2 separate regions of the Homo sapiens genome follow, and region 2 is linked to region 1. Evidence: read pairs that join two places in POLR2A ChIA-PET (ENCODE). Cell type or tissue: PC-3. All regions are shown on one strand. Links, peaks and the distances in the headings refer to the core of each region. The heading gives the core; the rest is flanking DNA. Region 1 overlaps NIM1K (NIM1 serine/threonine protein kinase). Region 2 has its middle 50 kb from the start of FLJ32255.

Region 1 (8,276 bases), core at 277-8,276:
CAAATGTCCTTCAAAAAGTGTTACTGCTTTGTGGTTTACATTATATCACCTTTCACAAATTGTGTTTTACTTCTTGTTTGCTTGTTTTTGTTTTGTTTTGTTTTGTTTTGAGACGGAGTCTTGCTCTGTTGCCCAGGCTGGAGTGTAGTCTTGCGATCTTGGCTCACTGCAAGCTCCACCTCCCGGGTTCACGCCATTCTCCTGCCTCAGCCTCCCGAGTAGCTGGGACTACAGGTGCCAGCCACCACGCATGGCTGATTTTTTGTATTTTTAGTAGAGACGGGGTTTTACTGTGTTAGCCAGGATGGTCTCGATCTTCTGACCTTGTGATCCGCCCGCCTCGACCTCCCAAAGTGCTGGGATTACAGGCATGAGCTTCCGCGCCCGGCCTGCTTGTTTTTACTACTACTATTTATTTGGTGCCTACCATATCCTAGGTTGCACTACATACTAGGGAATATTGAAAATATGAAGATAAATCAGCAGGTCAGTCTCAGAGAGGCTAAACATAATGAGAATATAAATTTATACTCTGTCGGTTCAAAGTGTGAGCAGAGTTCAGTGGAAATACTGAGATGGAGCAATTAACTCTGGGTAAGTAAAGAAAAGAAAATACCGCCGGGCGGGGTGGCTCTATGCCTGTAGTCCCATCACTTTGGGAGGCCCAGGAGTTCAAGACCAGCCTGTGCAACATATTGAGACCTTGTCTTTACTAAAATTTTTTAAAAATTAGCCAGGAGGGGTGGTGCGTTCCTGTAGTCCCAGTTACTTGGGAAGCTTAAGGGAGAAGGATTGCTTGAGCCCAGGGATCAAGGCTGTAGTGAGCCATGATTGTGCCGCTGCACTCCAGCATGGGTGACAGAGTGAGACCCTGCCTCAAAAAAAAAAAAAAAAAAAAAATAGGTTGGGGGAGAAAAAAAGAAAATCCAAGAAAGTAAATTAGGAGGGTCTTGAAGGCTGAATAAGAAACGAGCAAGTGCTAGTCCTGGCCTCCCTGGTGCAGCGCACTCCCTGCCTGCTGCAGCCTGACTCGGCCCCCCAGTCTCCCAAGGCCACTCCCCCAGGTATGGCACAGGGCCTCGCCTCACTAAGGCAGCAGCACAGCACACTTGACTTCATGCTTGGCACCAAAGCTGATGGTGAGACCATTCTAAAAGGCCTCCAGTCCATTTTCCAGGATCAGGGGATGGTGGAGTTGGTGCACACCTGGAAGGACCATGGCTATTTAGCAACATGCACAAACAAGAACGGCAGCTTTGCCAATTTGAGAATTTACCCACATGGATTGTGTTGCTGGATCTTCAGAGTTACAATGGTGATGCACAAGGCAAAGAAGAGATCGACGGTATTTTGAACAAAGCGGAATTGAGTCAGGACAGTACTGGGCGGGTAAAACAATTACCACCTAAGTTCGAGGAGGAGCCATCAACAGATATTGGCCCATTACCTATGGGCGCCTGGTTGAATATGACATAGATTGAGGTGGTGTATGATGAAGATTCATCTTATCAAAATATAAAAATTCTACACTCGAAGCAGTTTGGAAATATTCTCATCCTGAGTGGGGATGTTAATTTGGCAGAGAGTGATTTGGCATATACCTGGGACATCATGGGAAGTGGCAAAGATTACACTGGCAAAGATGTACTCATTCTGGGAGAGAGAGATGGGGGCATATTGTGTGAAATAGTCAAACTAAAACCAAAGATGGTCACTATGGTAGAGCTTGACCAAATGGTGATCAATAGATGAAAGAAATATATGCGAAAAACGTGTGGCGATGTCTTAGACAATCTTAAAGGAGACTGCTATCAGGTTCTAATAGAAGACTGTATTCCGGTACTGAAGAGGTACACCAAAGAAGGGAGATAATTTTATTATGTGATTAATGATTTAACAGCTGTTCCAATCTCCATGTCTCCAGAAGAAGATTCCACATGGGAGTTTCTCAGACTGAATCTTGACCTCTCAATGAAAGTATTGAAACAGGATGGGAAATACTTTACACAGGGGAACTGTGTCAATCTGACGGAAGCGCTGTTGCTCTATGAAGAACAGCTGGAGAATTCTTCATAGAACAGTTGCTCTATGAAGAATTGTTCTGCGGAATTCTCAAAGGAGATCGTCTGTGTCCCTTCATACTTGGAATTGTGGGTATTGTACACTCTTTGGAAGAAAGCTAAACCTTAAAGATGAATAGCCCCTAACCACATGTGTTGCAAATAGCCTTCCTGACCTCCATATGCTGTACATGACATCAGAATGAGTCAGGCAATTGATTGTGAATTCCTCAAAGTTTTCCTTTTTTTAAACTATTATTTTTAATTTTAAAAAGCAAATGGAAAATCTGTATTTTGATGAGCTTATGGTGTTATTTTTTTGAAAGTCAGCTGAAGGATGGTTAGACAGCACAGCGAAGACTGCTGAATGCACTGACCCCCCCTGGAATGTGATTTTTGTTCCTTTTTATTTCAATGTGGGCTTTTGTTTTTGTTTTTGTTTTGGTAGATCTTCAGTTTGAATGTTTGGAGGAATGAACATCGTTGTTTTGTGCTGAAGGAAAGATCTTGATGGTGTTTCTTTCCCCAATAATTGACTTAGATATTAAAATTTGGTGCTTTCAAGAGAGAGTTAAAAAAATGAATAGGAATTGCTTCAATTAAATTACAAAAGAGAGAAAAAAAAAGAAAAAAGCAAGTGTGGTTGTGTGCAGTGGCTCATGCCTGTAATCCCAACACTTTGGGAGGCCGACGCGGGCAGATCACAAGGTCAGGAGTTCGAGAACAGCCTGACCAATATGGTGAAACCCTGTCTCTATTAAAAATACAAAAATTAGCCGGGCGTGGTGGCAGACACCTGTAGTCCCAGCTACTCGGGAGGCTGAGGCAGGAGAATCGCTTGAACCAGGAAGTGGAGGTTGCAGTGAGCCGAGATCACGCCACTGCATTCCAGCCTGGGCGACAGGGCAGGACTCTGTCTCAAAAAAAAGAAAAAAAAAAGAAAAAAGAAAAGAGCAAATGTGTTCCAGTTAGGGGAAACTGGGTATGTAGAGCCACATGGGCATGAAAGGACATGTTATGATAGGGGAAATAAAACTTAAGGAATAAATGGTATAATTGAAGCAGATCTCAGAACTTTCCTTGAGGCTGGATATTTAACTGCAAGTCTTTGATCTTTGGGGGAAAGGGACTAGAGATGGTTGGAATCCTGGGTAAACACTGACCTTTTAGTATTCTAGAGGTGAGATTTAATTCACTGCTAATTAGTGTTGGTTTTGGCTCCCCTAGGGAAGTGTAAACATAAAGAAGGCAAGGAGCAGGAACTCGGGCAAAGGCAAGTCCATGGGTGTGTACATTTCCAGAACTACTTGGAGAAATTGAGAAGTGCAAAGAAGGTCTTGAAAATAGAACAGGAATTATGTCTCATGCTTTAAAATAAAGTAAATTCTGCTGGAAGCGACTAACACATCACACCCTAAAAATAAAAACAGAGGGAAAATGGAGCCTCTTTTACTGTTGGTGTGATCATTTTAACCTCAGCAGCCTTCCAAGGGAAAACCATAATCAGGTTGTTTTTATTGTCTGCAGGCTGGAGCAAATGCTGGTTTGTAAACATTGTAATGCCTCCAACTCAATAGCCTTAAGAATGTCTACCCGCATTTGAGGTATGCTTCACTGGGAGCCGTAAGAGTGTTGTGCAAAAGCAATGGGGCAGCTCATCAAACCCGCAGTGTTTCAGAAATTTTCCAGCTAGAGAGGTGCTCTGGTTTAGGGGCACATTGAACAAACTTGCCTTTGTTTCAGGAGAAAACACTGGAAAGGGTTTTGCTTTTTTTGTTTGGTTGCTTTTAAATTTTTGCCTTTTATTTTTCTTCATAGAACAGTTGTTTGTGGTGATTTTTTTTTTCAACCAAAAAAGGATGTTTATGAGAGAAGTATCTATTTCTGTATCTTCTGGTATCCATGCTACCTTTATTTATTTATTTTAATTTTATTTTATTTCTTTTGTTTTTTGAGACACAGAGTCTCGCTCTGTTGCCCAGGCTGGAGTGCAGTGGCGTGATGTCAGCTCACTGCAAACTCCACCTCCCAGGTCCAAGTGATCCTCCCACCAAAGCCTCCAGAGTAGCTGGGATTATAGGCGCCACCACGCCCAGCTAATTTTTGTATTTTTAATAGAGATGGGGTTTCACCACGTTAGCCAGGCTGGGCTCGAACTCTTGACATCAAGTGATCCATCCACCTGGGCCTCCCAAAGTGCTGGGATTACAGGCATAAGTCACCACACCCGGCCCCGTGCTACCTTTAAAAACATCTGAACAATTCAAATCAATTCAGCCAGTGGTTACAGACTCTTCCCTGGTGCCCAGAATCTGAAATGAGTAAGATTGAGGACTTGCCCCACAGAAACGCACATTACAGTGGGGAGGACAAGTATGTACACAGTAACTGAAACACCAGACAGGATTTGAAGATGTTGGAAATACCAGAGGAAAAGCTGAATTCCGCTTAGGGTATTAGAAAGAGAAGAGAACCAGAGGGGAGGGGAAGGGAGGAGAGAGGAAGGGAGGAGAGGGGAGGGGAGGAGAGGGGAAAATTTAAGCTGAATTTGAATAATAGGTAGAATTTCAACCATTAGATCGTTGTGGTAAGAAAAGGAATAAAATTAATCTCTTGTAAAACAAGAATTTAAAACAAATTTTGTGCTCAGTAACAAAGTAAAACCAGTTTTTATTATTTATTTATCCATTCCATAAACATATATTGAGTATCTATGAGGTGCCAGGCACTGTTTAGAGATAGAGATGCATAAAATATCTTCCCTGCCCTCAGGTGAAGAGAGATGTGCACATAAAAACTTATACTACAGAGAGTCAATTATCAACAGAGGGGTGCATAAAATACTCTGGGGCACCACGGACTGGAGGGAGTCAGAGACTTCACAGAGGGACAGAGACTTGGAGGTTCAGCGGGGTATGGGTTGAGGAAAACATTATATGCAGGGGGAATGTCATGCATTGTCATGTACAAAGACATAGAAGCATGAAACTGCATGGGATTGTAGGCGAGCCAAGGGGAAATTTCCCTTCACCCTCTGCAGGTTCACTGAAAAGTCACTGACATGAAGCAGATTAATAGGAGAAAAGGCATGCAAATTTGTTTAACATGTATGCACGGAGGCTTCAGAATTAAGACCCAACCCCCCAGTGAGGTACAGAAGCTTATCTACCATCACATCTTGATGTTACAGAAAGAATGGGGACTTGGAGCTGGGTGTGGTAGCTCACGCCTGTAATCCCAGCACTTTGGGAGGCCAAGGCAGGCGGATCACTTGAGGTCGGGAGTTGGAGACCAGCCTGGCTAACATGGTGAAACCCCCATCTCTACACAAAATACAAAAATTAGCCAGGCATGATGGCAGGTGCCTGTAATCCCAGCTACTCAGGAGGCTGAGGCAGGAGAATCACTTGAACCCAGGAGGCAAAGGTTGCAGTGAGCCGAGATTGCGCCACTGTACTCTGGACTGGGTGATAGAGCGAGAACCTTTCTCAAAAAAGAAAAAGAAAAGAAAGAGGAAAGAAAGAAAGAAGACTTGGATCCTGGCAAAAGAGATTATGGGAGGGGGGTGGAAAGGAATTCTGTTAAGGGGCAATGAACCAATAGGGAACAGAGATTAACTTGTAAATAGGTCTCTTTGACAGTGAAAGGTTCTGGTCTGCTCAGTTGTGGTTACATTCTTACTCTTGTAGTGGGGAAGAAAAAACAGTTGTTTTCCTTGGGTCTGCATCTTAGGCAGATAGGAACTTCAGCTTTCCCAAAGAAGTTGTCTGTCTAAGATCCACACCCACCAAGGTCTTTGGGAACGACCATGGGGACTGGGGGGAATGTCAGTGAGACCTTGCGGTTTCTTCAGTTCAGCATGTCAATATATCATATTCTGGAATATTGGCTGCTAAGCCCCAACAGGATGTTTGTGAGACCTCAAGTACTTGGAGACATCTCAAATATAGGGCATATGGAGGGGGGTAAGTGGGAACAGGGGAGATGAGAAATGAAGCTAGAAATAAAGCCAAGAACTAGATCTTGAGGAGCTTTCTAGACCATGCAATGGAAATCTAATTTTATCCTACAGACATTTTAATGAAGGATTTTAAGCAGGACAGTACTGTGGTAAAATCTACATTTTGGAATAATCACACAAGTGGTTTGCTGGAGAATAAAATTGAGCTGGGAATAAAATTAAGATGGGAAGTAGGGAAGCCTGCTAGAAGGTTCTTAAAGCCACCTAGGCACAGAATGGGATTAAGACCCTTCATCAAACCACACATGCAACTCAAAATTCAAGCAAAGCTAACCATATAAGACTAACAAAAACAAAATTCGGATTTTTCTTAGGATGATTACCTAGATGCATTGAGAAATATATATATTGAATATAAAAGTATTTTAAGACTTTTATTTCCGCCTCTCTTGGATGCGCCTGGTCTGCTGGTGCCTTAAAGCATGTGCATCTCTACCTACTGTGGGATCCCAGGATGGAAATGTAAAAGGATTGGGGTGGTGTGGAAGTGGGAGGATCAACAGGATTGGGTGAGGGGAAGGTAGAGGACAGGAATGGCACCTAGGTTTCCTGCTTGGCCAACGGATCGCACATCATTTCTGGGTTTCTGTTCCTTATCCTTCCCAACACATGGCAGAGGTCTCCTCCCAGACAGGAATGGTCCCAACCTGTTCCTGTTGCAGAGGCCCTCTATCCTTTGAGCTTAGTCCAGGCTCCAATAGGGATTTTTAAATACTCTCACGTGAGGACCAAAAATAAATCCCTCCACAGTCTTTAAAATGCTCAGGACCAGAGTCAGCCTGTAACATACCATGGTTTCAGCACCGTCGTCATGAGGCTCCAGAAGCAACCCTGGGGCTCAGGAGAGGAGGGCTCAGCAGGACTCCCTCATTCCTTCCTCCCATCTCTAGTCCTCCTCCTTTTAGTGGCTCCTGTGTACAAAGATAACTCAGTCCCCTCAGTCACTCTGGGACTGTGGCTCAGTGACAAAAGCAGAAGATGCAGCCTGATAGAGACACCAACTCTAAACGTCTGGGAACAAGGCCCCAGGCAGCAGCTAAATATATCACTGCGATTGCTCCTGAATGTTCTAGAGCACCAAAGACTCTGTTAGGAAGCATATTCTCACCATGCACTTGGGTCTAGTGTTCATTGCACTGTTTCCTTTCAAGAGCCTCAAAGCCCTAACTTCAAGAGCAAACAAAAGCAAATTTAGAATGTGTACCAGATATATTCTCAATTATAGCTTCAGCTTCCCCTCTGTGTTCGCCCAGGTGCAGAGTAGAATATGGGCTCCCATATGTGCCATTTACTGTTTTTCATCAATATTTAAGCATCCACCTTTGCCAGAGGGTGTATTCAGGCAACTGGTAACTATGCCACCATTTCAACCACTTATTTGGTGCCTGATATCATTTTTTCTAAGTCCTCCTATTTCTGGATTCAAAACTTTGAAAAAAATCTCCATTTTCTTTCTTTCTTTTTTTCTTTCTTTCTTTCTTTCTTTCTTTCTTTCTTTCTTTCTTTCTTTCTTTCTTTCTTTCCTTCTTTTCTTCCTTTCTTTCTTTCTTGTTCTTTCTTGTTTCTTTTTCTTTCTTGTTTCCTTTCCTTTTCTTTTCTTTTCTTTTCTTTTCTTTTCTTTTCTTTTCTTTTCTTTTCTTTTCTAGTTGGAGTCTCATTCATTGTCACCCAGGCTGGAGCGCAGCGGCACGATCTTGGCTCGCTGCAACCTCCACCTCCCAGGTTCAAGTGATTCTCGTGCCTCAGCCTCCCAAGTAGCTGGGATTACCGGCATGCACCACCACATCTGGCTATTTTTTTTTTCTTTTTGAGACGGAGTCTCGCTCTGTCACCCAGGCTGGAGTGCCGTGGCACATTCTCTGCTCACTGTAACCTCCACTTCCCAGGTTCAAGTGATTCTCCTGCCTCAGCCTCCAGAGTAGCTGGGATTACAGGTGCCTGCCACCACGCCCGGCTTATTTTTGTATTTTTTTAGTAGAGCTTGGGTTTTGCCATATTGGCCAGGCTGGTCTTGAACTCCTGGCCTCAGGTGATCCACCCAGCTTGGCCTCCCAAAGTGCTGGGATTACAGGTGTGAGCCACTGCCCCGGCCAATTTTTGTATTTCTAGAAGAGATGGGTTTCACCATGTTGGCCAGGCTGGTCTCAAACTCCTGATCTCAAGTGATCTGCCTAACTCAGCCTCCTAAAGTGCTG
Region 2 (8,334 bases), core at 324-8,323, 270 kb before region 1:
AAAAGCTTTTAATTAGCTGCGTGTGGTGGTTTCTGCCTGTAGTCCCAGCCACTCAGGAGGCTGAAGCAAGAGGATTGCTTGAGCCCAGGAGTTCGAGGCTGAAGTGAGATATGATGGTACCACTGCATTCTAGTCTAAGCTATAGAGTGAGACCTTGTGTCTAAATTTAAAAAAAAATTATTACAGCCATGAACAGAGATTAAAACAAAAATAGTCGCTTTCAGTGACCCAAGTGGGAGGTATCTAGACTAAAACAATCTTCTAGTCTTCTGCCCAAGATGGCCTGCTGGCCTCCAGGCAAACAGTTTTGATTTAGTTTTGATTGAATTGTTTAATTACTGATGATACAATGCCCACATGCATGATATTGACTCTATAAATTATGAGGTTGGCCAAAGATATAGCCAAGGCATTTTTAAGGAAGCTGTAACTGATGATGCTTGATGGTGTGTTCTACATTTTCTCCCTATGTATATCAGATTAGTTGACCCCTATATAAGCTGACCTCTTTATCCTCTAGGTTATGACACACTAATCTTCCAGGATATAACAGAAAATAAAGTGTAAAAGCAAAATACTCTAGGCAATTATTTAACCCATTTCTTCTTTGCCCTGAGAATACTGGCAGGTGGCGCATGCAGGTACAGCATTTACCAAGACCATTCATGGATTCCTTCTTTTTCTTTACATTTTTTTTTTTTTTAGAGGAGTTTCACTATTGTCACCTATGCTGGAGTGCAATGGTGCCATCTCAGCTCACTGCAACCTCCGACTTCTGAGTTCAAGCAATTCTCCCATCTCAGACTCCTGAGAAGCTGGGATTACAGGTGCACACCACCACACCCAGCTAATTTTTGCATTTTTATTAGAGATGGGGTTTCACCACATTGGCCAGGTTGGTCTCAAACTCCTGAGCTCAGGTGATCCATCTGCCTCATCCTCCCAAAGTGCTGGGATTACAGGTGTGTGCCACCGCACCTGGGCGGATTTTTTTTTTTTTTCAGATCATTTGATATCTGTTTTCGACTTTCTGTTCAACCAAGCTGTCCCAACTGCATCAGTCCTATTTTGATGTAATTCTCTGAAAAGCATTTCAGGGTAACATTAAGACTGTAACCTCTGAGTTGACCTCAGAGTAAAAAATATAGCTGCAAGTGCTGCCAGAGAGTATTATCAGGGCAAATGGGAAATGTGTTAGTTAATTAAAGGTCTCTTTCACTGTTACTGGAGGCCACTAGAACTTAGATTTAAGTATAGTAGTATAATTCTAGTATGTGTAAATCAAGATTCTTTAATAAAGCATCACCAGCCTTAGCAGTTTTTGTCTAGGGTAGCTGAAAAGAACTAGTACATTCCTTTGCACAGTTTGGAGGGAGAGGCAGGTCTGCATTAATGGCTGGACAGCAGGTCTTTGCCTGGGTAACATGGATCCCCTTTGGGAACTGTCACCCCTATGTGTGTTATACCCATCCAGAGCACTGCCGACTCTCTACAATGCAAGTTTCCATTCACTGTTCACTCCTAGAGAGACGTATCCAAGCTACATGCTCAAAGAAATGATAAAGCTAGTTTTCTGGGATCACCACTGGTGCTTTTCCAGTAATTACTGGCAGGTAGGGGTTGCTCCTGCTCCCAAGATCCACTCTCCAGACACCCAGAGTCCATAAACCTTTCACCTAACGAGAACTTTCAATCTTCTGCCTTCTATATCTATTATGTCATTCTTATTGCTTCATTATTTTTTCCTTTAGTTTTCTATAGTTGTATATTTTCCTCACTTCAAGTAAAAAAAAAAAACATGGCTTTGAAGGGAAGCATCACATTCAGACCTTGTCTTTCTGGTCTTCAAATCAGCTCCTGCAATAAACACTGAGTTAGCTGTGTTCTGAATGGCCTCTTGACAGCGTCTTTACTCACTCATCAGTTAGAGTTGTGAAAGCTGCAGCTAGTGTCTCATCTTTGTATTTGTGGCTCCCTTTACAGCACCTGGAACATGGTAGGGTATCAAAACATGCTTACTAAATGTTGGGATCAATCAGATTTTATAATAGTAAACAATAATATTTGATTAAGTAATTATATAATCTTATCCATTGATGCTTTGTAAATAGCATGTTTGAATCAAAGGAATTTCTATTTCACAATGGATATGAGAAGGAAAAAAATAATCCACAAAAAGAACACAACAAAGAATGATCCATTTTACATTTGTTCTGATTAAGGTTATCTTTCATTCCATGATAAAATCCACAATGATAATATTGTTAAAAACTGAGCAAATTACTTTCAACCAGATACTGTCTAAACATTAACTTTTGTTATGAAAAGTATTCCTGGTATTTACTTTGTAAAATGAGAGCACATTTGGCTTCCATTTCAGAGGTGGTTAATAAAGGCTACAGGGTTAGATAACATGTTGAGGGTCACTCATCTAGAAAGGCATATAACCTGTCTGTAACTTAGCCACTGGGTCCTGAGCCTTTAGCTTTTTGCTATTGTACACAAAAATGCTGAAATCTTTTTTGTTTTTTTTGGTTTTTTTTTTGAGACAGGGTCTCACTCCATTGCTCAGGCTGGAGTACAGTGGCTCAATCTCAGCTAACTGCATCCTCAACTTTCTGGGCTCAGATAATTCTCCTGCCTCAGTCTTCCCACCTCAGTCTTTTGAGTAGCTGGGACTACAGGCACAGGCCACCACACCTGAATAATTTTTGCATTTTTTGTAGAGACAGGCTTTCGCCATGTTGTCCAGGCTGGTCTCCAACTCCTGGGCTCAAGTGATCTGCCTGTGTTGGCCTCACAAAGTGTTGAGATTACAGGTGTGAGCCACTGCACCTGACTGAAATCTTCTTAATATAACAATTCAGTAGAAGACAAAACTGGGAGAGTGAAAGACCACACCAACAATGGGCAACTATCCTTACCCTGCTCCTCAATAACATCCCAAATCATACCTTGCACATTCCCCCCAAGCTTTTCTCTGCTGGTAGACAAGGTTTCAGTCTCTGCTCTTAAGACAAGCAATGTGATTTTGGCAATAATGAACTTTCTATAAGAAAGCCAGGCACCATAAAAACAGCTTTTCCTCCACAGACATAGTTGTACTTTTTCCTTTATTTCTGAGACAGAGTTTCCCTCTTGTTGCCCAGGCCGGAATGCAATGGCGTGATCTCAGCTCACTGCAACCTGTGCCTCCCAGGTTCAAGCAATTCTCCTGCCTCAGGCTCCCAAGTAGCTGGGATTATAGGCATGTGCCACCACACCCGGCTAATTTTGTATTTTGAGTAGAGATGGGGTTTCACCTTGTTGGCCAGGCTGGTATCGAACTCCTGACCTCAGGTGATCCACTTGCTTCCACCTCCCAAAGTGCTGGGATTATAGGCCACTGTGCACAGCCACTTTTTCCTTTCATCTGCTAAACCCATCTGTCACTAATCTAGATAATTTCATCCCAGATGATAGGATTTTATGTTAATATCATTAATTCCATTTTCTGAGGAAATTTTCTCCTAAGACTAAAGTCACACGCAGTTTCTGTTATCTGGCTAGAACCACTCAAGGGAGCAGAAGACTATAAAAACACAAATACTGGTGATTTCTGAGTTCCAGATACTCTGTCACTAGTTGTGAGATGGATGCAATGAAGCAGCACTTTCCTTCTGGGGTGCAGCAGGCCTGGGATTCAACAGACCAGGCTCTAGGACTCCAGAGGCTACCAACCCTGAGCCCAGGCCATTGTGTGCCTTGTCTGCTCCCTTGTATGTTATTGCACACATACACCCAAATTCTGCAATACTTTAAATTTAGCAATTCAACAGTAGATGACAAAACTGGGAGAGTGAAAGACCACAGTAAGAACTGGGGGCCGGGCACGGTGCCTCACACCTGTAATCCCAGCACTTTGGGAGGCCGAGGCGGGCAGATCACGAGGTCAGGAGACTAAGACCATCTTGGCTAACACAGCGAAACCCTGTCTCTACTAAAAAAAAAAAAAATACAAAAAAAAATTAGCCAGGTGTGGTGGCACGTGCCTGTAGTCCCAGCTACTCCAGAGGCTGAGGCAGGAGAATCACTTGAACCCGGGAGGTGTAGGTTGCAGTGAGCGGAGATCGCACCATTGCACTTTAGCCTGGGAGACACAGCGAGATTCCGTCTCAAAAAAAAACAAAAGAAAATAAAAATTGGGCAAAAAAAAAACAAAAGAAAACAAAAATTGGGCAACGACCACCCTGGGCAACATGGAGAAACCCCATCTTTAGAAAAACTACAAACAGAAATTAGCCAGGCATGGGGGCACACGCTCGTTTTCCCAGCTACTTTGGAGCTACTCTGGAGGCTGAGAGGGGAGCCTGCAGCTCGAGGCTGTCAAGAGCATGCCACTGCATTCCCACCTGATCTACAGAGAAAAACCCGGTTAAAAAAAAAAAAAAGCCGAGGCATCACATTACCTAACTTCAACTTCAAACTATTCTGTAAGGATACAATTATCCTAAGCAAATTAATGCAGAAACAAATATTGCATGTTCGTCTCACTTATAAGTGGGAGCTAAACCTGGTGTACGGGGACATAAAGATGAGAATAGACAACTGGGGACTCCAAAAGGAGGGAAGGAGGGACATAGGGAGGTAAAGACTGAAAAACTTCGCACTGGGGACTATGTTCACTCTCTAGGTGATGGGGTCAATAGAAGCCTCAGCATCACGCAATACATTTTTGTTACAAACCTACACATGTCCCTCTGAATCTAAAATTAAAATGTAAAAAGGTCAACATATCACAGAATAATAATATAATGAAACACCACAAAAATGATCTTTTGATTTAAAAAATGGGCAACTACTCTGGCCTCCTCCTTAGTAACATCCCCATCTTTAGGCATCTGACAAGCATTGCTCTGGGGCAGAAACGAATCCAGTCTGCTCCAGTACTAGCAATGCATTTGGAGGCAATAATGAACGTTCTAACCAGGGTCCCCCAAAACAGCTTTCCTTGCACAAGAAGTCAGTACTTTTTCTTTTCAATTTCTAAAGCAAAGTGTTTAACTAGATAACTTCATCCCAGATGATAGGACTTTACGTGAATCTCATTAATTCCATGTCTTGATGTAATTTGCTCCTAAGATTAAGGTTCCCACCCACCTCCCTGTAATCTAATTTGGACCGCTCATGAGACCAGAAGAGTATAAAAACGCAAAAGATGTTGATTTCTGAATCCCAGATACCCGGTGTCAGCTGGTGAAAGAAGGACGCGATGAAGTTGCTGTCTCCCCTCGGAGTTTGGCAGGCCCGGGATTCCACAAAGGAGTAGGCGCGGCCAGCCGCCTCCAGCCCTGAGCTCAGTAAATTCGGTGTCCTGAATGCTCCCTTCCTGTCCTTACCACTGCGAGCTCTCTTGGGACAGCTTTCTAGGTTCCACTGCGACCTACTTTCCGCTCCCTGAGTGCTTCTTTGCTGAAACTGCAGGCGAAAAGATCTCTTTCCCAGACCGCAGCGCACTTTGAGAAGGGGCTCAAAGTCGCCCGCTCTGAATCCGGCACCGGCAAATAGGAGTAGCCGCAGGCGCCCTCTGGAGAGCTGGAGACTGCAGAGGGTCCCAACGGACGCCTGCCCCCGCAGCATCCCTCTCAACTCGCCCCTTGCTTCGTGGACAGACGACTGGGGCCGGAGACGTCCGTCCGAGGAGACCTTTCAGAGTGTCAGCCTACTACTGTCCCGCCGAAGCCACCAACCGAAGTTCCAAGACTGCTGGCTGCAGATTGCATGCGCTTGAGGGCAGACGCCCTAAGAAGGTGTCCACCGCCGCCTTTGATGTCCTGAGCCCTGAGATTTTCTCTGAGATCCTTCCATTGACGATCGTCTTGTAACAGATGATGTTACAGTAACACCTGAGTTCTCTCAAACGCGATGGAAGAAGTTTTGCCTTCAAATCAGTTTGTGCCATTTTCTTTCCCCTTCTCAATAAAATTGTACACAAATGTGGCCGGGCGCGGTGGCTTACGCCGGTAATCCCAGCAATTTGGGAGGCCCAGTCGGGTGGATCACTTGAGGTCAGAAGTTCGAGAACAGCCTGACCAACATGGTGAAACCCCGTCGCTACTAAAAATACAAAATAAGCCAGGCATGGTGACGCATGCCTGTAATCCCAACTACTCGGGAGGCTGAGGCAGGAGAATCGCTTGAACCCTGAGGCAGAGGTTGCAGTGAGCCGAGATGGTGTCATTGCACTCCAGCCTGGGCAACAAGAGCAAAACTCTGTCTCAAAAATATAAAATAAAATAAAATAGGACACAAATGTTAAATTTCTGTTACCTGGGTTCCTGCTGATGAAGGTAAGGACGGGGCATAGGAGCGGGGCGGCTGGTTGCTGGTGCCAGGACTGGCACGGGACTCTGGGTCGCCTAGGTTTGCTGATTGCAGGGCAGAAGTAGTGTGTCTTATCCAGAGACTGGAGGGAAGGATCAGCCAGGAGTTGTGCATGGCAGGTGACTCACAGGCTGGGCCTACAGGAAATGTGGTTAACAGGCAGCAGGCCTGAGAACTTAGTGCAGGAAATTCTCTTGTTCCAAGTCCCTGGAACTTTTCCCTCTGAGGGTTTGCACTGTTATATCTTGAGAGCTTGCTAAACTCACTCATGAGTGCTGGAACTTTTCTTTTAGACTCCTTAAGATTTTCTACATAGACTCATATTCTGCAGGTATGGATATTTTCATTGTTTCGCTTCCAATTTTTATGATTTTTAACACATTTTCTCACCTTATTGCACTGGCAAACAATTCCAGTACATTGTTGAATAGAAATGGTGAGAGTGGATATTTGTGCCTTGTTCCTGATTCCATGGGAAAAACGTTGAGTCTGTCATTATTACATACCACGTTTGCTATAGGTTTTTGTAGATTTTTTTTGGTTGAGGAAATTCCCTCTGTTCCCATGATGCTGAGAGTTGGTTTTTAAATTTTAAATCATAAATGGTATAGATTTTAAGTGCTTTTTGTGCATCATTTGATAGGATTATACGGTGTTTCTCATCTAGGCTATCAATAAGGCAAATTATATTATTTGACTTTCGAGCATTAAACTAGCCCTCCATCTGGAATAATCTTACTTGGGCGTGGTATTGTTCTTTATTTTTTTTGAGACGGAGTCTCGCTCTGTCGCCCAGGCTGGAGTGCAGTGGTGCGGTCTCGGCTCACTGCAAGCTCCGCCTTCCGGGTTGACGCCATTCTCCTGCCTCAGCCTCCCAAGTAGCTGGGACTACAGGCACCCACTACCACCCCCGGCTAATTTTTTGTATTTTTTTTTTTTAGTAGAGACAGGGTATCACTGTGTTAGCCAAAATGGTCTCGATCTCCTAACCTCGTGATCCGCCGGCCTCGGCCTCCCAAAGTGCTGGGATTACAGGCGTGAACCACTGCGCCTGGCCCAAGGCATGGTATTGTTCTTTAACATATATTTCTGACTGCCATTTGTTAGTATTTTGGTGAGGATTTCTGCATCTATGCTTAGGTGCAATATTGGTCAGTAGCTTTCTCTTAGCGTACTGTGTGTGCCAGGAAAGTGCTGATCTCATAAAATAAATTGGGAAGTATTCCATATTCTTTTATTTACTAGAATAAGTCATGTAGAATTCATCTTATTTATTCTTTAAATATTTGGTAAAAAATAGTCAATGAAATTGTAAGAAACTCTAGGTTTGTTTTTTGGAAGATTTTTTGACCATGAATTCAATATCATTAACGATGACTGTGGATCTTGCAGGGTTGATCCATTCTATCTAACTTGTTGAATTTATGAGTATAGAGTTGGTTTTAGATCATTTAAAAAAGTTACCATTGTGGGCCAGGTGGGGTGGCTCACTCCTGTAATCCCAGCACTTTGGGTGGCCAAGGTGAGTGAATCACTTGAGGCCCGGAGTTCAAGACCAGCCTGGCCAACATAGCAAAACCCCATCTCTACTAAAAATACAAAAAATTAGCCAGGCGTGGTGGTGCACGCCTGTAATCCCAGCTACACAGGAGGCTGAATCACAAGAATCACTTGAACCCAGGAGGTGGAGGTTGCAGTGAGCCAAGATCAGGCCACTGCATGCCAACCTGGGCGACAGAGCAAGAATTTTTTCAAAAAAAAAAAAAAAAAGTTATCATCGTGAATACATTGATCAATATAAAGACACTGCTAGCTAACATCAGTTTGCCTCACTAGATCTGTTTACCAGTCTTCAGCCAGCTCTATCTTGCAAGAAGTAACCGTTATGGACTGCACTGGAGAGCTACTTTTGCCTCTGGGCTTCTGTTTGAGTTTAGGCCCTGAAAGACACCAGCTGTTCAGAGATATGGA

What was found. ChIA-PET counts read pairs that join two places held together with the same protein. Peaks named below come from ENCODE experiments on the same cell type or tissue, not always from the same donor. Only the 100,000 strongest peaks of a DNase experiment are listed, where the experiment ranks them.
Region 2: POLR2A ChIA-PET joins it to region 1 with 9 read pairs; 2 of 35 experiments call an interaction of 5 or more read pairs at or near these places.

Annotation. Positions count from the first base shown.
Region 1 is chr5:43,205,622-43,213,897 of GRCh38, forward strand. All of the region lies in intron 1 of NIM1K (NIM1 serine/threonine protein kinase), which reads left to right. It also overlaps the pseudogene LOC100419037. Among named protein-coding and RNA genes, the nearest start is that of NIM1K, 18 kb to the left of the region's middle. In PC-3, for the core only: no CTCF peak of the experiment used is centred there; a DNase peak (open chromatin) is centred at 3,640; H3K4me3 peaks cover 816 bases; H3K27ac peaks cover 969 bases.
Region 2 is chr5:42,938,679-42,947,012 of GRCh38, forward strand. No RefSeq gene overlaps it. Among named protein-coding and RNA genes, the nearest start is that of FLJ32255, 50 kb to the right of the region's middle. In PC-3, for the core only: no CTCF peak of the experiment used is centred there; a DNase peak (open chromatin) is centred at 6,493; H3K27ac peaks cover 870 bases.